Regions from separate parts of the Homo sapiens genome. Here regions 2 and 3 are each linked to region 1. Evidence: chromatin loops called from intact Hi-C (ENCODE). Cell type or tissue: PC-9. All regions are shown on one strand.

What was found. A loop is a pair of places that touch in the nucleus more often than their neighbours do. Peaks named below come from ENCODE experiments on the same cell type or tissue, not always from the same donor. Only the 100,000 strongest peaks of a DNase experiment are listed, where the experiment ranks them.
Region 2: a loop joins it to region 1, with 9 times the contacts of the local background. A loop is called at or near these places in 3 of 110 quality-filtered maps.
Region 3: a loop joins it to region 1, with 4 times the contacts of the local background. A loop is called at or near these places in 5 of 110 quality-filtered maps.

Annotation. Positions count from the first base shown.
Region 1 is chr4:147,862,434-147,870,433 of GRCh38, reverse strand. It overlaps ARHGAP10 (Rho GTPase activating protein 10), which reads right to left. Exons shown (of 23, transcript NM_024605.4): 6 at 5,478-5,588; 7 at 3,618-3,722. Among named protein-coding and RNA genes, the nearest start is that of MIR4799, 84 kb to the right of the region's middle. RefSeq lists enhancers at 2,282-2,958, 2,959-3,636 and silencers at 3,457-3,506, 3,305-3,529. In PC-9, CTCF peaks have their summits at 3,291 and 3,490 (motif pointing right); a DNase peak (open chromatin) is centred at 3,533; H3K27ac peaks cover 1,082 bases.
Region 2 is chr4:147,093,074-147,101,073 of GRCh38, reverse strand. LOC105377476 (a long non-coding RNA gene) reads right to left here. Exons shown (of 3, transcript XR_939316.3): 3 at 3,775-4,253. Among named protein-coding and RNA genes, the nearest start is that of TTC29, 150 kb to the right of the region's middle. In PC-9, CTCF peaks have their summits at 3,646 and 3,859 (motif pointing right); no DNase peak of the experiment used is centred here.
Region 3 is chr4:147,633,123-147,641,122 of GRCh38, reverse strand. It overlaps TMEM184C (transmembrane protein 184C), which reads right to left. Exons shown (of 10, transcript NM_018241.3): 9 at 7,187-7,358; 10 at 4,402-6,954. The coding sequence ends at 6,689. PRMT9 (protein arginine methyltransferase 9) reads left to right here. Exons shown (of 12, transcript NM_138364.4): 11 at 2,041-2,163; 12 at 2,376-3,338. The coding sequence ends at 2,591. Among named protein-coding and RNA genes, the nearest start is that of TMEM184C, 20 kb to the right of the region's middle. In PC-9, no CTCF peak of the experiment used is centred here; no DNase peak of the experiment used is centred here.

The DNA.
Region 1 (8,000 bases):
GACCAAAATATTTATGATGTTATAATGCAGAGGCAGTTAACATTTGATTATGTTTCCTAAAATACATATATGCGGCCGGGCGCGGTGGCTCACGCCTGTAATCCCAACACTTTGGGAGGCCAAGGCAGGCAGATCACGAGGTCAGGAGATCAAGACCATCCTGACTAACACGGTGAATCGCCGTCTCTATCAAAAAATACAAAAAAATTAGCCGGGCATGGTGGCAGGTGGGACTACAGGCAGAAGGATGGCATGAACTAGGACTACAGGCAGGAGGATGGCATGAACCCGGGAGGCGGAGCTTGCAGTGAGCCGAGATTGATTGGGCCGCTGCACTCCAGCCTGGGTGACAGGGCGAGACTCCCTCTCAAACAAACAAATAAATGAAACACACACACACACACACACACACACACACACACACACACACACACAAACTGGGACTTTTTTCAACAATATGTTGTTTTATATACCCAGCATTTTCTCTTTATTATAATAAAAAACTGACATCAAGGAATGAGATGAATGGCCAAGAAATGAGCAAATTACAACATCACTGAGGTATAGCAGATGATACAGAATGAGTGACCTGCTTTTCATAAGTGCTTGTGTTTCTGATAAAAAATTAGCTAAAAGCTAAAATTTTGAAGAACAAAGACGCCACCTAGATCAGGTGTTCTCAATACTGAAGGTGACGCAGAGAGAAACTCTGAGTTGTAAGAGTGTTTATTAAGAAACAGCCAAATAAAATCAAGAGAGGAATATTTAGAGAAAAAGTTGAGAATGTAGGGAGATTTACTGATGACCACATCCTTAAGTGACAGAGAATACAAAAAAGGCTTTTTTTTTTTCAATAAACTGTCATTTCCCCATTTCTCTACAGAAAATGATCACTGTTGTCAATTGTGTAAGTTCTCAATATATTAAGGATTCCAATCAGGTCATTTTGTGAAACATTTCAAATGATAGCTTAGCTTCAAGGTTTGCTCATAAGATTTCCAGACAGAATATTGCTCATTCCCATCTAAATATTTAATGCCTCTGAAAGTTTTTTGGTTTATATAAGGTAAACAGACGCCCCCCCAACAGGTGTGTTATAAACACACTTCCACAAATAAACGAGCCGTGCAAGGAGTTTCACTCAACATCCCAAGAGACTGATGTTTCCCCACAGCTCACCCCAGAGTCTGAGGCAGAGAGCTGGCTTCAGGGCATTCACCTATGCAGTCCACAGGGCCCTGCGCTCAGAAGAGCTTCTGCTTGCTTTAATGATCAAATGCCTCTGATCTGAAACTCTTAATTATCTCTAAATAAGGGGCACTATCTTCTTCATTTTACCTTGATTCTAGAAGTTGTATATACAGTCCTGCCTGAAGGTTCTCATTCTGGCCAGCCCTGCACTTAACAGATGAGGTCCAGACAGACAAGGTGAATTTCCACAGATTATATAGCCAGTAAGCAGAGGGGAAAACATAAGTTATAATCTCAAGCAGGGGTCCCCAACCCCCAGGCTGCCGACAGGTACCGGTCCATGGCCTGTTAGGAACCGGGTCACATGGCAGGAGGTGAGCGGCAGGTGAGCCTGAGTCCACCTTCTGTCAGATCCGCGGTGGCATCAGATTCTCATAGGAGCATGAACCGTATTGTGAACTGCGCACGTGGATCTAGATTGTGCAGTCCTTATGAGAATCTAATGCCTGATGACCTGAGGTGGAAAAGTTTCATCACGAAACCATCCCCTACCTTCTCCCACCCCCACTGCATCTATAGAATTGTCTTCCTTAAAACCAGTCCCCGGTGCCAAAAAGGTTGGGGACCACTTACGTGAACTATCTACTGTTCTTTTTACATAACTGTTTTCTGCTGCCTGCAAAAATATTCTGAATAATCTCAACATCAGCCAGGCATGGTGGCTCACCCCCGTAATGCCAGGATCTTGGGAGGCTGAGGAAGGAGGATCACTTGAACCCTGAAGTTTGAGCAGCCTGGGCAACACAATGAGATGCCATCTCTACCAAAAAGAAAAAAAATTAGCTGGGTGTGCTGGCATGCACCTGCAGTCCCAGCTACTCAGGAGGCTGAGGCAGGAGGAGTACTTGAGCCTAGGAGGTTGAGGCTGCAGTGAGCAGTGGTTGTGCCACTGCACTTCAGCCTCAGCGACAGAGTGACACCCTGTCTCAAAAAAAAAAACAAAAAAAACTCAACAACATTAGACTCAATATTCTACTACCTGCAGGGACAATTTTGGGGTGACTAGAATGAATCCACACATACCCATTTTGGATTTTTAAGTTTTGTCACATTATAGTCATACCACATATTTTATAACTGTTTTCACAAATTGTGAGACCACAGCAGCAGAAAAAGAATCTACTCCAGAACTCTATCATTAGCCCAGCTGAATGTCCAAACAATCCTCAAATACAAGTTGACACATAAATTATAAAAATAAGGTTTTATCAGCTACACTCCTTAGTATAAGGAACTGTACATAAAAAAAAAAAAAAGTTAGAAACAAAATCTACACAAAAGGTATTCACTCTCAACTTTTTTTTTTTTTTTTTTTTTTTGAGACAGAGTCTCACTCTGTCGCCCAGGCTGGAGTGCAGTGGCACGGTCTCGGATCACTGCAACCTCCACCTCCCGGATTCAAGCAATTCTCCTGCCTCAGCCTCCCGAGTAACTGGGATTACAGGCGCACTCCACCACACCCAGCTAATGTTTGTATTTTTAGTGGAGACAGGGTTTCACCATGTTGGCCAGCATGGTCTCAATCTCTTGACCTCGCGATCTGCCCGCCTAGGCCTCCCAAAGTGCTGGGATTACAGGCATGAACCACTGTGCCCGGCCCACTCTCAACTTCTAATTGTGAAAGAAATGAAGAGCAGGCAACAACCACAGCTTCCCATCCATCTACCTGTGTGTCTTTCACTATGTGCTGTGAGTCTGTCACAAAGCTATCTCACTACATTCCTAATGAGACCTCAAATTACACTCAACATACCCTGACCAGCTTGTCAGTGAGGACGCTTCCAGGATCAACTAGCACTGAGAGGAAAAACATATACCACCTGATCAAAATGACATATAGTGTACTGCTTAATAACATTCTCCTAAATCTCTTTATCCGAGACCTGGCAGAAAGCACACATTTTCCAAAGGAAAATATTCAAGACCAATAGCAACTGTAAACACCAATGCATTAGTAAATATGCATAAAATGTAGGGAAGAAATTCTACTCAAATGATAAGCCTATCTGGGAACAAAAATCAAGATGCCCAGTTAAGTAGTGCATTATAAATTCAATGCCTTAAAGTGGAGTGCTCTTTTGTCTGTAGCAGACATAGCTGATTTAGAGTTAACATAACAAAGCTTATCCTTAGAATTGACCCAGAAACTGCAGGAAAAGCCGCCAGGTGGCAGAATTTCCCAAGCCTCAACCAACTGTAGAGCAGTTGGTCACACCAAGAGTTGACCAGCAGGTGGCAGCATACCCTCAGTTTCTCAGTACAAACAGATCAGCATTGTCTTCATTTAATTAAGGCTTTTCATACAACACACAAATGAAAAATACTTTTCAAACATCTTTTTATAAAGAAAGCTTTCACTTCCTTACATTCTGAATGTTGATCTGTAGTTCCATTTTGTAGTGATTGAAGTCTTTGGCAAGTTCATGGCCCTGATGATAGAAGGTAAACATCCCCTGAAAAAATGACAGCATCTAAGACACAGGAAGAAAAGAGATATTAGCACAAAAAAACTCAGGAGAAAAAAAGAATCATATAAACAACCAAGTGTTCCCCCCGCCATCTCACTGTTATTCCACTGAAATAAACTGATTAAAGGGAAGTCACTAATATTCAAGTAAACACAAGTACATATTATCTATTAATTGGTCTTTATAGAAAATGATGCTTTTTTCCCTTAAATATCACAGCCATTAGACAGCTTATATGGCATGTTCTGCAGGAAAAATTGAATTATTAAGTCATCCATTTGTCCTCTTTAGTCAGGAGAATCCCAATATTTGTAATTGAAATCTTATCACTATAGGTTGACACAATCTTTAAGAAAGTAAAATCACAGAATCAAAGAGCTCCAGGCTCTCCCCAGCCACATCCAGCAGACTGCAACCCCTGTGTTTTGTTGACAAAGATATTCCATGACTTGCCAGGGGCAGCCTCAAACCCGTAATTAAACCTTTACTTTCCTACCAACTCCCAACCTGTCTCTGAATTAGAGGGCTGTTGCCTCTGCTCCACATGTAAGTCAATAAATCTAGAAGTAAAAAGAAGTGATCTGGGGAGACAGTTAAGGAAATCTTGAGATTCATTTTCTTCCAAATGCCACACCGTGGGTGGTTAGGAATCTGGGGCTCTGACACCCAGCAGGCTCCATTCCCAACGTCAGCCATGACCTGTTATGGGACCTTAGGCAAATTACTCAGCCTTTCTCTACTTCTATTTCCTTATCTCCTCATTGAGTTATAGTGTGGAATAATGAGTTCGGTACAACACTTAGAACAATGGCTTGAACAGAGACTGAGCATTATAAATGCCCAATAAAAGCAGGCCATTATTATTATTTCACATTAAAAAGAAAGCTTTGAGGAGGTTGAGTTTTTCTCTAATGGTTTAGGTTAATGACTATCGCTCCAACTAAACCATAGCTCCACAAATGCTCATTTTTAATCATTACTTGGTTATTCTTGTTTCTATAAACCATACTCACAATGAGTAAATTGTATACTGTGTGAATATTATCTTAATAAAGCTGTTTAAGAAAAAGAAACCATTCAATAAGTCGATATTAAAATTAAAATGAATCCTGAGAATGAGATCCAGTGTTTTTTTGCTGAAATCCACATGAAATATCCTTTACATTATGATATATACATTCATGTGCATACATCTTCATATATAAACAACTGAAGCTACTAGAAAACATCTATATAATCACAAACAAAAATCATGTGTTTCTAATATAAGTAAAAAGAAATGTTAGAGTAACTCACAAAATTGTCTCAAATGTTCCATATCCTGCTTCTAAACTTAGATTGCCATAAGCATTGTGAATTGTGTTTGAAGTCATGTTACAAACGATTGTTTAAAGTACCAAAGTTTGAACCGGTATAAACAACCCATGTTCACTCATTCTAGTATAAATTATTTCAGAGAAATTTTTAAAAGATAGAGCTATAGGCTAAGGTGGCAGAAATTGCACATGGTTGCCTTCCTTGAGATCATGTAGCAATGGGAATATTACGTGTATTATCAGTGCAAATACAGCTGAGAACCACTGATTTAGAGGCAATTCCTTGACTTCATGGCTATCTGTGTCTGCCCTTTTTAATATGTCTCTTTCATGTTTATGCACTATGGCCTCTAGTAACTATAAACCATAAATCAGATCTAGGAAAATAAATACTTATCTTACATTGCAAAAATCCACCAGCAAACAACTTGGCAATACTCACAGGTTCCACAAACTCAAACTTCTTTCTTTCTTGGATTTCCTGCAGCTTACACACATACTCGAGAGACAGTTCATAGAAGTGTTGCCGGTTCTGCTCTACTTGGATATCTGCCTATGTTAAAATCACAGAGGTTAGTCAAACTGGAGATGGTGAAAAGTGAAACGCTACATCAGAGGTCATCACACTGTGGTCCATGGGCCAAAATACGGTGTGCTGCCTGATTTTGTAAATAAAGTATTGCAACACAGGTACGACAATTCATTTATGTATTGTCTGCAGCTACTTTCCTGCTGCAACAGCAGAATTGAGCAGGTGCAACAGGAACTTTATGGTCCACAGAAGTCTAAAATATTTACTATCAGTTTCTTTGCAGAAAAAGCTTGTGACTCCTACTCTGTTTGTTGAAGTTGACCCCCAAGAACTGAAGATCAAAGGGACTTCTCTTCTTGAAAAACTCACCCCAACCACAACTGATGCCCCAAGGCTGAACCACATGCAATCACAATCAACAAACATTTCGATGAACAAATCCTCTAGGAATAAAGTCTGCCTGAGAAAGGGCCCAGCACCTCAGCGCTCAGGGAGTGATGGCGGCAAGTGAGAAGGAGCCAGCCATGGCAGCATCTCAAGAACCCGGCTCTCAAAGGCGGGCCAGGGCTGGACGCCCATCTGCGGCCCTCAGAACGTCTGATCCCCTGGGAGAGAAGGGGGCACCAGCTGGTCAGGACGCTATTCCAAAAAAAGCTTCCAGCTTAGCTTGCCTAACTAGAAAGGAACTGGGAGAAGAGCAGGACTCCACAGAGAATAGTGGAGAGAGAACTCATGTCCAAGAAACCATTCTTACTAGGTATCATGTGATATTTTTCCTAACTTAGCTAATTTTACTCTTAAAAATATTTATCTGGGCATTTCTCCAGAGAGGATATACAAAAGGCCAATAAGCATGTGAAAAGACACTCAACATCGCTCATCATTAGGATGCAAATCAAACTCACAAGGAGATGCCACCTCACACTCACTAGGGTGGCTACTGTACAAAAAAGAAAAGTAGTGGTGTTGGTGAGGATGTCAAGAAACTGAAACCCTTGTGCATCATTAGTGGGAATGCAAGATGGTACAAGCACTGTGAAAAATAGTGCTTTAAGTAAAATAATATTGAAACATAACGTGTTACTAAGCTAACATGAACATTTCTACCTAACACTCCTCAAAATCATATTTTTGTGGCTTCATTAACCAGAATTCAATAGTTCAGCCACCAGCAGTTAACAGGCACAACTCCCAGCAAAAAATTAAAATAAATTTTTCCCTCAAATGAAAAATAGTATTACCACATGACCCAGCAATTCTACAGCTGGGCATATACCCAAAAGAACTGAAAGCAGAGACTCGAACAGATATGTGTACACCCCTGTTCATAGCAGCAGGGGGCAAAGTGACCCCAATGCCCATGGATGGATGGATGAGTAAATAAAATGTAGCCAATCCATATGTATAACAGAATATTATTCAGCCTTAGACAGGAAGGAAATTCTGATACATACTACAACATGGATAAACCTTGAGGACATCAGGCTAAGTGAAATAAACTAGTCACAAAGGGACAGATACTATATGATCCCACTCACATGAGACACCTAGAGTAGTTAAATTCATAGAAACTGAAAGCAGAACGACGGCTGCCAGGAGCTGGAGCAGGGGAGAATGGAGAGTTATTGTTAATAGGTACAGAGCTGCAGTCTGGGAAGATTTTTTAAAAAGCCCTGGAGATGCATGGTGGTGACAGTTGCAAAACAATGTGAATGTACTTAATACCACTGGGCCATAGACTTTAAAATAAAATCATACATTTTATTGAAATTTTATTCACGTTTTATAACCAAAAATGTGTTGTTTTTGAAAAGCATTTAACACATTTGAAACACATTTCAAAATGTAATAAAAACCATTTCAGCAAATACTTTAATATATATTACTAAGCTAAAATGAGAATTTCTACCTAACACTCATCTGAATCATATTTTTGTGCCTCCAATAACCAGAGTTTGATAGTTCAGCCATCAGCAGTTAGTTGGCACATCTCCCAGCAAAAACACTGTAATTTTGTTGACTATTTAATAAAGACATAAGAAGGGTGATTTCCTCATTTGTTATTACTGCAAAGGCTCTTGAAGAAATTTATACCAGCATCAGATTTATCAATTTGATTTTATCTTTTAGTAAATTCTCTCTCCTGGTTGTTCTTGCTACTGTAATTACCCTTGCATTACCAGTCAACCTCTATCACCACCCCCTTAATGTTCTGAAAATCCAGAACTGTTGTGCCACATGCTCTGTGATTAAATCACCAGAATCCCTGGGATTACTGGCAATGATGGCAGCAGCGGCCAGTCTGGAGCAGCCGCTGTGAGGACACCAGCTGCAGAGGGCAAAGTGCAGCCAGGGCTGCGCACTCCATGGTGCCCGCGGGGGCCAGAAACAGGCAGGAGCCCCAACTTCTACAGAGTTATCAGGGCAGGAGCC
Region 2 (8,000 bases), 770 kb after region 1:
ATGAATGTGTGAAAAACTAGGCGGCATTCTAGACCATTCTTATAAGATACTGTATATCAGAATGAAGTCAGGAGAACCTTTGACTGTTTTGTGAATATGATAGAACCCATTCCTGTTACTGGACAGGTGTCAAAGCCGTGGCTCCGCGGTAGTGCTAATGAGCAGGTTGCTGCTGCTCTTCTTGGGTGCATCTTCCTCACAATTCCATGCCCCGGGTTGCATCCTCTGGGCCGGTTCTACCATTCTCCTGTGGTTGCTTGGTGAATTGTAAGCTAAGATCTAGTCAGGGAATGATATGTTGGGAGTCAGTGAATGATATGTTCCAAAAATGCTGTTAATCTGTGGCTGGGTGTGGTGGCTCACACCTGTAATCCTAGCACTTTGGGAGGCTGAGGTGGGTGGATCACCTGAGGTCAGAAGTTTGAGACTAGCCTGGCCAACATGATGAAACCCTGTCTCTACTAAAAATACAAAAATTAGCTCGGCATAGTGGCGGGTACCTGTAATCCCAGCTACTCAGGAGGCTGAGGCAGAAGAATCACTTGAACCCAGGAGGCGGAGGTTGCAGTGAGCCGAGATCACACCACTGCACTCCAGCCTGGGTGACAAGAGCGAGACTCCATCTCAAAAAAAAAAAAAAAAAGAAGCTATTTATCTACTGGGGTCAAGCTGTGGATGAGTTCTGGTTCACAGAGATTTGCAGGATTCACTGGTTCCATTCCTCTCTTTTTGAAATAATCAATTGCGTTATTGCACTATCACAGTGAAGTTTAAGTCTTTATTTTTTAATCTCCTGTACTGGCTGTGAGCATTTGATTGCTGCAGTTTGGCATTTATCTTCCCATTTTCAACAGTATCAAGCAAATGCCTTGCATATAGTAGGTGCTCAAAAAGTATTTGCAGAATAAGCATATACATGTATATATTTATACATTTGATGACCAAGCTACCAGAAGTTCAAAGAAACCTGTGTTTTTCCTTCTGCTCCACTGTCATAAATTAGAGAGTGACAAAAAGGAAGCACAATAAACTGATAAAAGAAAGAAATGCAGCTTATATCCTCATTTATAAAATGGGGATAATGATCCTACCTACCTCCAAGGGTTGTTCCAAGGATTAAATGAGCTAATTTTTCTAAGCAGTTTCTGGTACATAGAAACCATCCCCCACCACATTCCCTTGGCCATGTAATCACACAATAAACCCAATATCTAAGGCCTTACCAGCAAGGAGTTTGCAATATAAGCTGAAAGGCTGCTATAAGCCTTGTATTCTCTATCACCCTTTCTCTGGGTTATCCTTAGATATTCTCTCCTGGCAGATCTTCCTGCATGTGCACAGACTGGAACAGGAAAGCCCTACTGTATCTCCTTGGCCTCAGGCTACCCGTAAATTCTTCAAGAGGGCTAGTGGAGGCTTTCTATAAACCCATTCTCTCACACCGATCATGCGCCTTTTCATTTCCAAGGGATTAGATAGGAAATACAGATTGCCTAAATTAATCAAGAAACAAATCTTGCATAAGAATACCTTTTGTTCAGGTAAACACAGAAATAGGTCCCATTAAGTGAGAAGTAGAAGGAATAGATTACTAGTAGTAGTGACTGGGATTTCCATCTAAGAAGCTCTTTAGGGACCTCTGCTCTACTAGGGGACCCTGTTTCAATGTGTAAGAGTTACTTTGCTGCTTTTTGAAATATAATGTTATACACTCCACCTTTCAAAGACACACCATCTATTAAAGATGGCTGTCCTCAGACCAGTCTTGGAACTCTCAGAAACAAAAAAATTAAGCTAGAGTAACATTCAACTTAAGACATATCATGACCTAATTGAGATCACTTAGATGAAACCAATTATTTAAAATTAAAATGACTAAAATTACTTATAATATACCTCTTTGATTTATTCCTTTCCTTACTTGCTGATCATATGTGCACTAATATCTATGGTCAAGTGTGCATGTGCAGACATGAAAGTCTTCCTCATCCAGATGATTTGGGAGGCCAACTCCCTCACACAGCTGAGTCCTTGGAACATAGGCAGGCTCAGTCTAGGATGGCTTCTAGAGAGAATACTTGGAGCAGCAATGTGACCCCCTAAGATGTCAGAAGTGGGGAAGGGGCTGAAATCTCCCTTTCAAAGGCTCACAGCTTCCTTGGCAGCTTGAGTAATTGGAAGAAACTAGTAGCCCAGCCATAGCTTCAAAGGGTGGTATCACTGATGATTTGAGAAACTCCCGGTATTAACATCTACCTTAGAACCTTCACAAATACACAAACATGAGAGGATTTGTCATACTATTGTTAGAGTCAAATGAAACACAACCTTGTTGTCAACTGACCAATACTTTGATTTTAGAGCTAGAAACTAGCATGAAGATTAAGGGGGTCTGGTGGTAGTAGCATCTGTAGTTGGGAGAAATCCCCTCAATAATAGAATTTTTTTTACTAAATTTTTTTAATGACTGTGCAAAAACAATTTATTTTGAGAATAAAAATATCTATGAAGTTCAAAATGCATGACAATAATACAAAAGATGAGTTGGTGGTAAATGGAGTTAAACTGGTAAAATTTCCTAGCATCATCAAGGAAATGGTATAAGCAATTATTTTATTATTTATTTATTGAATTTTTTTATTTTTCCATAAGTTATTGGGGTACAGGTGGTATTTGGTTACATGAGTAAGTTCTTTAGTGGTGATTTGTGAGATTTTGGTGCACCCATCACCTGAGCAGTATACACTGCACCATATTTGTAGTCTTTTATCTCTCGCCCCCCTCCCACTCTTCCCCCCAAGTCCCCAAAGTCCACTGTATCATTCTTATGCCTTTGCAGCTTCATAGCTTAGCTCCCACATGTCAGTGAGAACGTAGATGTTTGGTTTTCCATTCCTGAGTTACTTCACTTAGAATAATAGTCTCCAATCTCATCCAGGTCACTGAAAATGCGGTTAATTCATTCCTTTTTATGGCTGCTTAGTATTCCATCATATATATATATATATATCACAGTTTCTTTATCCACTCATTGATTGATGGACATTTGGGTTGTTTCCACAATTTTCCAGTTGTGAATTGTGCTGCTATAAACATGCGTGTGCAAGTACCTTTTAAATAATGACTTCTTTTTCTCTGGGTGGATACCCAGTAGTGGGATTGTTGGATCAAATGGCAGTTCTACTTTTCGTTCTTTAAGGAATCTGCACACTGTTTTCCACAGTGGCTGTACTAGTTTACATTCCCACCAGCAGTGTAGAAGTGTTCCCTGATGTCTGCATCCACACTGACATCTACTGTTTCTTGATTCTTTGATTATGGCCATTCTTGCAAGAGTGAGGTGGTATCACACTGTGGTTTTGATTTGCATTTCCCTGATCATTAGTGATGTTGGCATTTTCCCACATGTTTGTTGGCCATTTGTATATCTTCTTTTGAGAATTGTCTATTCATGTCCTTAGCTCACTTTTTGATGAGATTGTTTGTTTTTTTCTTAGTGATTTGTTTGAGTTCGTTGTAGATTCTGGATGTTAGTCCTTTGTCAGATGTATAGATTGTGAAGATTTTCTCCCACTCTGTGGGTCGTCTGTTTACTCTGCTGACTGTTCCTTTTGCTGTGCAAAAGCTCTTTAATTAGAGCTATTTATCTTTGTTTTTATAGCATTTGCTTTTGGGTTCTTGGTCATGAAATCCTTGCCTAAGCCAATGTCTAGAAGGGTTTTTCCAATGTTACCTTCTAGAATATTTGTAGTTTCAGGTCTTAGGTTTATGAAATATATTTACATTATTTCCTGAGCTGTCTTTTCCTTCAACTTGAAACTTCTCGCAATGGTCTGATTCATTAATGTCTTCAATTGACCACTAGATGGCAACATTGTTCTTTTATGTTGCAGCTTTGACTCCCAATAAGCAAGACAGATTTAATTTTCCAACAACCAATTTTAAAAAGTAAAAATGCAAAAGCTAGTAATTTAAATACATCACTCTGTACAATGGGAACAAGGTACAGCATATTAAATTATGATTTTTCAATTCATTTACCTAAAAAGTGTACTACACAGTATTCTATTTCTGTGCATTTTTGGATAACAGACATTTGTACCTGGTGCATTTGGAGATGGTGTGGCCTCGGCTCTTCTAGTCTTTGTGGCTACAGAGAACTGCCCAGATGTTGAAATATGTTTTCATTCAAATCATTTAACATCTCTCTTGATTTTGCAACATCCTGGAGCAGTGATTTCCAAATCTGGAAGCTAAATAAATAAATAAAATTCCAGGAACCCGTCCTCAGAGATTCTGATTTAGTAGCTCTGATGTGGGCATGGGTATCTGAGTTTTTAATAGCACCTCCATCTGCTTCTGATTATCAACAAGTTTGGAAGTGGTCTTCGTGTCCTTAATTCCTTTAGCAACAGAATCCTTCAAATAATATGAATTTTAAGTCAACTTAATTTAAAATTGCCACACTTTTTTTTTTATTTTAGCAAAATGGTCTTCATTAAAAATACTCAAATATCTCAATTACTAGAAAGTTGAATTCATTGTAAAGATAGTAGGGCTTTAACAATTGTAATTAATATTCATTCACCCTGTGTGTCTGAAAGAAAGGTGATCAGACCCACGTGTGAGTTGGGATTGATGTGATGAGAAAGATGGCTCGCACATGGGTTGCCATTCCTGTGTGTTTCTCAGAATGGGGATCCTTGCACTGGGGAGGGGTGGATTTCTGCAGGAATAATTTCAGACATTGCAGAAGGATGTGTCTCTATTGTTATTCTGTTAAATACTAGGATGTATAACATAAAATGTCATTATCATTTCGGATAATTTTGAGGGTCCCATCAGCTATGTGAAGTAGTATTTTTCTTTGTCATTTCCCATTTTCCCTCTTCTCTTTTTCTCCCTGTCACTTTCTCTTTCTCTGTGTCTGTCTCTCTCCCTTTCTCTCTCTGTCTATATATATATACACACACACACATATATACACATATGTGTTTATATACGTATATACACGCATATATACACTTATGTGTATATACACATAAGTGTATATGTATGTATATGCACTTATGTGTATATACACATATGTGTATATGTATCTATATACACATATGTGTATATACACATGTGTATATGTATGTATATACACATGTGTATATACACATGTGTATATGTATGTATATATGTGTATATGTGTGTGCATGCACTTGTGTGTATGTACACACACGTGTGTATGTGTGTGCATGCACTTGTGTGTATGTACACACGTGTGTATGTGTGTGCATGCACTTGTGTGTATGTACACACGTGTGTATGTGTGTACATACACTTGTGTGTATGTACACGTGTGTATGTGTGTACATACACTTGTGTGTATGTACACACATGTGTATGTGTGTATATACACGTATATATACATATGTGTATATGTGTGTATATACACGTATATATACATATGTGTATATGTGTGTATATACACGTATATATACGTGTATATGTGTGTATATACACGTATATATACGTGTATATGTGTATATGTGTGTATATATACACGTATATATATACGTGTATATGTGTGTATATATACACGTATATATATACGTGTATATGTGTGTATATATACACGTATATATATACGTGTATATGTGTGTATATATACACGTATATATATACGTGTATATGTGTGTATATACGTGTATATGTGTGTATATACACGTATATATACATATATACGTGTATATGTGTGTATATACACGTATATACACACATATACACGTATGTACACACATATACAGATATATATATCTAAATAAATATATATTTCTGTCATTATTTGTTCTGGATCATTATTAACTCTTTGGTTTAAGGTGATAGCTTTAGACCAATTAATCACTGTTCAAATATTATTTGCCTTGGCTCATTTGAATTAAGTGACCTCATTAGTTTTTTTTCTTTCTCTAATATTATATTTTTGTATTTAAAAATGATATGAAAATATAACGAAGACTAGTATTACAAAATAGCACTATCCTTTTCTGGTGTTAATTCATGAATGTGTATAAAGGCCCTCATAATGATAATTAAAGAGAATGGTGCTTTCTTGAATGGGTTTACAGTTAAGCTACACATAATGTTTAAACATTAAAAGCCAGTTTTATTCTCATAGAAAAAGAGTACCAGAATACCATAGCATGACTCTCCGGTTTAAAAGAGTCAAGTCTACTGATCTCCAAACTATACTTACACAGATTTTTGTTGCTAGAAGTTAAGAGTCTGGGAAAATTACTGCTTTGTCACATTCTCTTGCCTTCTTTCTTCTTGTTTCTCTAGTTTTTTAAATAAATCCTTGACTTTAAAGACAAGGAGCTTCTTATAAATTTTCTAGTTCACAAAAACCACTTCTAATTTTTAAAAGACAATTTCAAAAAAGCATGGTTAGAAAATGGAGCATGTATTGAAATGTACATTGACTTCTGAGTCAGATACACAACTTAGAGAAATTCTGTCTGGGCGGCTGCTTGATTTTCCTGTCATAGTTGGAGTCCACACTTACCACTCCCTGCATTCCAGTGATGGTCCTTGGCCATAGGAGAAGAGTAAACACAACATTCTATTTACAAGTTTTCATTTAGAGGTAGAAGTCTCTGAACCTGCCCTTGACAGCTCCCACTGAGCTGGACCAGCAGAGGGACCTGAAGCTCCGCTCATGCACCTGGGGTCAGGGATAGAAATTTGTGTGTCCAAATAAACATTTATTTTCTTAGAATTTTATTGCCTGTTTCTCCCCTTTAAAAAATGCAAGAGAATTATCTGCAGGAAAACATTCAGATTTAGATCAAAACAGAAAAATGAAGCAATGCTCTCTAGTGAGAGGGCTAAACCATACTTCTTCCCTCCTGAAAAATTGTCAGTGATTTTGATTAGCAGGAATCATTGACACTACAAATCAACCCTGTTTTAATTTTTAAAAGACACTTGAGGTGTGTTTCACAGCACATTGTGTCTGTGCAAACTAAAAAATTAAAATAAAGTAAAATTTAAAAATATTTTAAGCCCAAAAAGCAGGAAAGGGAGTACCCCTAAATTTAGAAGATGCCAGATCTTAAATACTAGAAAACCCTGTCCTGGTTTCCAAATGTTTACCCTTCTGCAAGGCTGGCCCACAGAGTACCTTCTCTCTTCAAAAGAAAATCCTGGCACCTAGAAGATTGGGCTGACAGTGAGTATTAAAATGACTTGTTTAATGAGCAGCGTGATTGAACAGGGTAGGGAATGCTGGGGAGTTTTCTCGCAAGGACTAGGTTTGGTGTTTATATTTTGTTATGTTGTGTGCTTCCACTGTCCCTTATTTTGACAAGCTATCGAAAAGTTTAAGATGAAGATGGGCAATTTAAAAAAAAAACTGATTGCTAAAAAGAACTGGTGCCTCTTCTTACCCGTCTCTAATGGAATATAGGCTGTACCACTTAAGTGAGAGAGTACTTGGCATTAATACAGCACCAAAGATTCTTGAGGTCTGTATAGTACTAATGAGCAGGGGCTGTGATAGATGTTTTATTTTTTTAAAGCATTAGGCTACCCTCCACTAAGTAAAGGCTATTTACTAAATGGTAGGCAAATTGCCGATTCTTAGGACTGGAAGGAACTGTCCTCCAGAAATCATTAACTGCATTCCACGCTTCTTCCAGGTTGGACTACATTTACAATGTTTGTGTCCTGCACTCTCTAAGATGATATTGTCTACTCTAATCTTTACTTCCTGATAGACTGGACAAATTCTGCCCCTCACCACCCAGATGATTCCATTGTTTAGGAATCTAACCTCAATTTCCCTTCCTAAATTTAAGATTATTACTTTTTTTTCTTACTAGAAAAATGGAGAACTTTTCTTTTCTTTGCCAGGACAGATATACTGACTTCTTTATGTTTTATGTTTGTCATTTTGCCTCTAAAGTTTGGACTTATTTCTCAAGGAGTTCAATCTTCTCTTTTCTGTCATT
Region 3 (8,000 bases), 230 kb after region 1:
GCATGAAATTATTGTAGTAATCCAGGTGAGAGGTGTCAGTGGCTTTGACTGGAGTGGTAGCAGTGAAAGTGGTGCAAAAATGGTGAGATCCTCAATATATTTTAAAGGTAGGGCTGGTGTGGTGGCTCATGCCTGAATTCCCAGCACTTTGGGAGGCCAAAGTGGGAGGATTGCTTGGGCCCAGGAGTTCAAGACCAGCCTGGGCAACAAAGTGAGACTGTCTCTCTACAAAAATTAGCTAGGCATGGTGGTGTGCCCCTCTAGTCCCAGCTACTCGGGAGGCTGCGGTGGGAGGACGGCTTGAGCTCAAGAGGCTGAGGCTGCTGTGAGCCAAGGTTGTGCCACTGCACTGCAGTCTGGGCAACAGCAAGACTGACCCTGTCTCTAAAAATAAATAAAGGTAGAATTTTTGATAAGTTGGATGTGGGCTATGAAAGAGGACTCCTTTTTTTTTTAGGTGAAAGCAGCTGGAAGAATAGTTTCCATACTGATAATGGGGAAAATAGGATCAGGCTTTGTGTGTAGCTGTGGTCACTGAGCAATTGGGTAAGAATTCAGAGAAAGCTCTGGGCTGAAGATTTAAATTTGGCAGTTAGCAGCATGTAGCTGGTATTTAAGGCCATAAGACTGGATGAAATAGCTTGGGGGCATGTAGATAGAGAGGGCTGGGAACTGAACTCTAGAGAACTCATAAAGTTATGAGCTTGGTTTGGTTGGTTATATAGAAGGAACTGGCAAAGATGACAGGAGGGCCGGGCATGGTGGCTCATGCCTATAATCCTAGCCCTTTGGGAGGCCAAGGAGGGCAGATTGTTTGAGTCCAGGAGTTCGAGACCAACCTGGACAACATGGCAAAAACCCATCTCTACAAAAAATACAAATATTAGCCAAGTGTGGTGGTGGGCACCTGTAGTCCTAGCTACTTGGGAGGCTGAGGTGGGAGGATCACTTGAGCCCAGGAAGCGGAGGTTGCAGTGAGCTGTGATTGTACTACTGCACTCCAGCCTGGGGAACAGAGTGAGACCCTATATTAAAAAAAAAAAAAAAAAAAAAAAAAAAAAGACAGGAGTGGACCAGTTAGTGTGAGAAATAAAAGTGGGGGCCGACTATGAGGTATGGGTTCAGCAGTGTGGGGATTAGGAGGCAGGTGATAAGAGGTGACATGAGAATCTAAGGCTTCTTCTGGTTTGATGTAAAAATAGGAACAAAAGGCATAACAAGGAGTCTTAGAAATGGTGTGGGGTTACTGTTGAGTTTTTATGGGGAATAAAGGCTGGATGCTTTCAAGGATGCCCAGGGAGAGGTGAATGTATCTGTGTCCTGTTTCGCCTTATACAAGGAAAAGTGGTTTTTAAATGACAGTTTCCTTTGTTTCAAATGAGGATGAGGCTAAAAATCATTAGTATTAATAGTAGCATTCAGTTGCTACTAAACTTGATAGAACACTTAATAGTGATTCACAACTTTGTACATTGGAAACATCTGGGGATCCTAATGCCAGATGGTTTGGGGTGTGGCCTGAACAGCTGGGCTTTTAAAAACCTCCCCAGGTGATTTTAATTTGCAGCCAAGATTGAGAGCCACTGCCTTCTGGAAATAAACTTATTTTCCAAATGAAATCAACTATTGTTTGATTGAATCTGGCATCATTTCTGAGACAATTCAATTAGTGTTGTACCATTATTTCATAAGCAAATCCTTGGGTTAAAAATTTTAGAGCTGTTTGGCTTAAGAAAAAATTTAATCTGCTCTCATCCAAATGAAAGATCTACAGGTAATGGAAACCAGAGCAAATTATCTAACCTGCCTAAACCTTGGTTTGTTCATTCTTTTTGTACTGGAACAATGAAAGTTCTAATGAAAGCCAGCCTTAGCTTGATGTGGGAATATAAAGGAGGTAATGTAAAAAGCATTCTGTCAAGTACTATTGAGTCAAGTACAAAGCAATCCCTGACCACAAAAGGAATGTGTAAAAGTGAAAAACTTGAGCCCTGACCACAAAAAGAAAAAGTGAAAGTGAAAAATTTATACTTTCTCTAGGTACCTATACGTGTATTTTTGGACCTATCCTCATTGCCCTGTATACCTTTAAGCAAGCCAGTGGAACTCTTAAGACTAGATTTAATGACTCCGTATTTGAACACCTCTAACAGAGAAGTAAAGGTAAGGACAACATGCAAAATGATTTCGTTTGTTATTGTTTAGAATAATTATCTTAAATTAGGTAATACTTTTATACATACTTTTAGCTACTTTAAAGATTTAAATCTAGTGAAATGTATTTTAAATTTTTGTATTTAAAAGTAACTAAAAAGAGACTTATCTAAGTCTACTCTATGCACTCTGATATTTTCCTAATTTCTTTATTTTCATAGGTATACGTTTGTAAATCTGGAAGACTGACTGCTATTCCATTTTGGTATCATATGTACCTTGATGAAGAGATTAGGTTGGATACTTCAAGTGAAGCCTCCCACTGGAAACAAGCTGCAGTTGTTTTAGATAATCCCATCCAGGTTGAAATGGGAGAGGAACTTGTACTCAGCATTCAGCATCACAAAAGCAATGTCAGCATCACAGTAAAGCAATGAAGAGCAGTTTTCCAATGAAAACTGTGTAAATAGAGCATCAACAAGTACAAAATTCTTGTCTTAATTAGTGGGGGTATATAAAAATTCCTTGTAATGGTCAAATATTTTTTAAAATTGACATTAATAAAGCATATTTTAAAAGATTCTAAATAAAAGGGTAGCATTATTATAGAAATACTGCTGCAGATTTGCTTTCTGGAAAAGGATACATCACTAGTTTTTTAAATTAGGAAACTTCTTTTGCTCGATTTTACAGAATAGGGATTTTAAAAGTCTTATCGTTATTGACATGTGTAAGTAAAGCAAAACTTTACTTTTGTAGGCATCTTGGCCTTTTTTCTTAAATCCAAACTTGTAATTGGGAAACACTGAAAGGCTTCCACTGAAGACTGAGGGTTATGGTTACCTGTAAATTCCAATCTTGCTTCCTTTAAATACTCAGTGTACATCTGAAACATCTCAGGTTTTGTTTTGAGAATGCAAGCTTGAAAAAGAATTTAAGCTATAAGCTAAATGTAATTAAAACAGTAAAGGAGTTAGGGAATACATCTTCAGGAGGCAGCATTTTTCTTGGTCTACTTTGGCAAAAGAACATTTAAAAGCTGGTAACAAAACAAAGTTAAATTGAAGGAAGACTTAATCCTATACTATTTTTCAAAGTTTTGATTTGGATGTACAATAAGTACATTAATTGATCCAATTTTTACAAACTTTTGAAATAAAGGAAGATCATTATTATGCCTCCTATACACTGCGTGCTCTTTGTAAGTCACAAATAAGACGGATCTTTGCTCCAGACTACCCGTTCTTGTTACCTCTATTATTATACTACCCAGCTTTATTTTTAAAATAAATTTTATTGCATACATTTAAGGTATACAATGTGAAGCAAATTAACATATCCATCATCTCAGTTACCCACATATTTTTTGTTTTTTGACAACAGCAGCTGACATCTACTCATTTACCATGAATCCCAAATACAGTACAAATTTGTTACCTAAAATCCTCATGTTGTACAATAGATCTCTAGACTTATTCATCCTACATATCTGCTACCTTGAATCCTTTGACCTACATTCCCCATTTCTCCCTATCCCCCTATAACCAGTTTTGCTCTTTATATATTTAAATTTTTTTTTTAGATTCCACATATATGTGAAATTATGCAGTATCTTTTTTTCTGTCTGGCTTATTTCATTTAGCACAGTGTCCTTCAGGCCCATCCATGTTGTAGCAAATGGCAAGATATCGTTGGTTTTTTTTTTTTAGGGATGAATAATATTCCATTGTGTGTAGGCATATATATACACAGTTTCTTTATTCATCTGTCAACGGACACTTCAGTTGTCTCCATGTTGGCTACTATGAATAATGCTGCAATGAACACGGACTGCAGATATATTTACAAGGTGGTGATTTCATTTACTTTGAGTATATGCCCAGAAGAGGGATTGCTGGATCGTATGGTAGTTTTATTTTTCTTTAGAAACTTCCATTCTGTTTTCCATAATGGCTGTACCAATCTACATTCCCACCAACAGTGCACAGAGTTCCTTTTATTCCACACCATCACAACATTTGTTGTCTTTTGTTTTTTTTGATAACAGCTAGCCTAACTGGTGAGAGGTAGTACTTCGAGTGGTTTTTATATGCATTTCCTTGATGATTAATTATGTTGAGCACCCTTTTATATACCTGTTGGCCATCTGTGTGTCGTCTTCGGAGAAATGTCTTTTCAGGTCTTGCCCATTTTTAAAATTGAGTTGTATGAATTCTTTATAAATTTTGGATACTAACCCTTTTCCATATATATGCCTTACAAATATTTTTTACTCAATCTGTAGGCTACTGTTTCATTTTGTTGACTGTTTCTTTTACTGTCAGAAGCTTTTTGGTTTGATGTAGTCACATTTGTTTTTGTTTTTGTTGACTGAGCTTTTGGTGTGATATCCAAAAAATCATTGCCAAGGGTCAGTGTCCAGGAACTTTTCTCCTATGTTCTCTTCTATAGTTTCTGGTCTTACATTTAGGTCTTTTATCCATTTTGAATTGATTGTTGTGTAGGTCTAAGATAAGGGTCTGATTTCATTGTTTTGCATGTGGAAGTGCAGTTTTCCCAGCATCTTCATTAAGAACACTTAATGAAGACTGTTCTTTCCCCGATGTGTCTTCTTGGTGTCTTTGTCAAAAATTAGTTGACTGTGTATGTTTGGATTTATATCTGGACTCTTTCTTCTGTCCCACTGGCCTGTGTATGTGTTTTTATACCAGTACCATACTGTCTTGATTACTATAGTTTTGTAGTATAATTTATAATTAGGAAATGTGATGTCTCCAACATTTTTTCCTCAGTATTCTTTTGCCTATTCAGGGTCTTTTATCGTTACATATGAATTTTAGGATTTTTTTCTGTTTGTGTAAATAATGCCATTGGAATTTTGATAGGATTGCATTGATTCTGAATTGCTTTGGGTAGTGTGACCATTTTAACAGTATTATTCTGATCCATGAGCACGGGATACCTTTCCATTTATTTGTGTCTTTCTTTCATCAGTGTTTCATAGTTTTCAGTGTACATACAGATCTTTTACTGCCTTGGTGTTAAATTTATTCCTAAGTAAGTATTTTTTTTATGCTATCATAAATGGCATCTTAATTTTTCAGTTAGGTCATTATTTTCATTATTTATGTATAAAAATGCTAATGCTTTTTGTATGTTGATTTTGTATTCTGCAACTTTACTGAATTCACTTGAGTTCTAACAAACAGATTTTTTTTGTGTGTGTATCTTTGGGGTTTTTACATAGAGCCCAGTTTTAGTTTTAATAGAAATGTTTATAATAGTGGATGGAATAAAGACTTTGTATGATTACTGTGAACCACTATCTCTCTCTATATATATAGATAGATATGAATGAGTATGTGTATAAATACATAAAGCAAAGGCTTTGAGAAACAATACTCATCTTTGCTTTCTGTAACATACTATGGCACTTTCTGTTTTATTTTCATTATAAAATGTCAAACATGACCCAGTGGGGTTGTGATTAGCAATTAGAGAAACCCCATCCTAGGTAATAAAAAGTTTTCCCAAATAGCACCTATATGTCTTTCTGACTGTGGTTTAATGAGTAATTAAGACCATTCAGCCAAGATTTACATTTGCTGCCACCTTTAATAGCACTGATGAAAAGTAGAACTTTTTTTTTTGACTTCTTTTTCACTGTGCCTCTAATCAAGAAATTTTTGTTAAAATATTAAGGGTTTTTAATGTTTAAAGAATGAGACATAAAAAAGTTGCAGAAAATAAATGATAAATTCTTATTTATTGAAAGACATTCAGTTGAGGAATAGGGATATAACTGTTTGTTAGGTAAGCTTATATGGCACATGATTAAGTTCCACTAATTCGTATTTCTGCATTATGCTTTCTGATAATTCCGGAGCATTATACTCATGCAGCAGTGGTAGGAAGTACTGATGTTTTTTTAAAAAATGTCCATTCTTGGCCAGGCGCAGTGGCTCACGCCTGTAATTCCAGCACTTTGGGAGGCCGAGGTCGGCGGATCACGAGGTCAGATCAAGACCATCCTGGCTAACATGGTGAGACCCTGTCTCTACTGAAAAAAAAAAAATTAGCTGGGCATGGTGGCAGGTGCCTGTAGTCCCAGCTACTTGGGAGGCTGAGGCAGGAGAATGGCATGAACTTGGGAGGCAGAGCTTGCAGTGACCCGAGATTGCGCCACTGCACTCCAGCCTGGGTGACAGAGCAAGACTCTGTCTGTCTCAAAAAAAAAAAAGTCCATCCTCTTGATAAAGCAGTGTAACATCAGGAAGATTTAGTTGGGGTCATTGTCTACCATTTGAGTATGCGATACCCTAATGTTAAGAAATCAAGTCTAAGTCTAGGAAATTTAGACCAATTATTTTTGATATACAAAACTTACATATATAAATGCAGTAGTTGTACCTGGCTTTCAGCTATTTTTGTGTTGACATTTTCCATCATTTATGGTCTGTCCCAAGCACAAAATCCATGGGATACCAGGTAATGATATAATGTAGTAGTTGCACAGTTTGCTTTTCCATACTGTTCAGGAATCCACGGATTTATCTGAAGGTTCTTTTTTCTCTCCTATAGTATCACTAAGGATTTCATCAGATATCTTAGCTGTGGTAGGTGTAGTCTGGGGAGTCACAGTGTGTCCAAACCCTTGGTAGTGACCCATGGGTGAAGGTGGCATAGAAGAAGCAATGGAAATTGCATCTTGTGATGATGATGATAATAAACTTGTATGTTCATTTTGATCTTGATCCTCGGGAAACAATTTTTTCCTGGGATGTCCCCTGACTGTCCGTCCTTTAATATAAAGTTTTCTGTTAGTCAAAAGTTATTTTTACCATTATAAACTTACCATTCTAAAAATAAGCTCCCCACTTCCCCCTCTCCCACTCCCCAAAGTTGATGAGCCTGCACTGTGGTACTGCTTTAAAGTCTTTTTTCATCTCTAAATAGATAATAAATTGCCCTAGTAGGAGAAATTCAATATCCTACCCAACCTATTTGGTTGAATTAAATAGCTGGTACTTACCAACATGCCTTACTTGTTCAGAAATATCATCTCTAATATCTGAGACATCCCACATGGCAAGAAAGGAATCAAAGCATGAGCCCTCTTCTGCTTCTTGGACATATGGTTTATATGAGAATGTGTAATGATGAGCAATGGCAGCGAGGAACATCTCAATACAGATAATAAAATCCTATGAGAACAACAATAAGATAACAGCCACCTTTGGATTTAAATCTAGGTTTGTAGAGTGCTATCTTTCTCTACTTGCTTTTCAAAAGTGCTAAGATAAACAGCTGTGTTTTTTCTTCTCAGATTATATTCATTTTTCCATTTTCTAAAATAATTATTTTTGACCCCTTCAAAAAAAGACAAAATGCCAAAATGTGAATCTATTTTGCACTTCCTCAAGTAGCAGCCTTGAACTCCTGCATTCAAGCAATCCTCCCACTTCAGCCTCCCAAGTAACTAGGAGTATAGGCATGTGCTGTCATGCCTGGCTAAGTATTTTATTTTTTAGTTTTTTGTAGAGATGAGGTCTCTCTTTGTTGCCCAGGCTGATCTCGAATGCCTGGTCCAGTGATCCCCCAACGTTGGCCTTACAAAGTGCTAGGATTACAGGCGTGAGTCACTGCACCAGGCCAGCCTCAAGTATTTCTTAGCAAAGTACATTTCATTCTCAATCACATCAAGTATATTGCATTCCACCACCCAAGGACTACAAGGAGAAATGTGGAAAGAGAATTGGACTTAGGAATAATGAAATCCAGGTTTTATTCATGGATCTGCTACAAATTAGTAATTATGGCCAATTTCTCTAGGGTTCCCCTGTTTT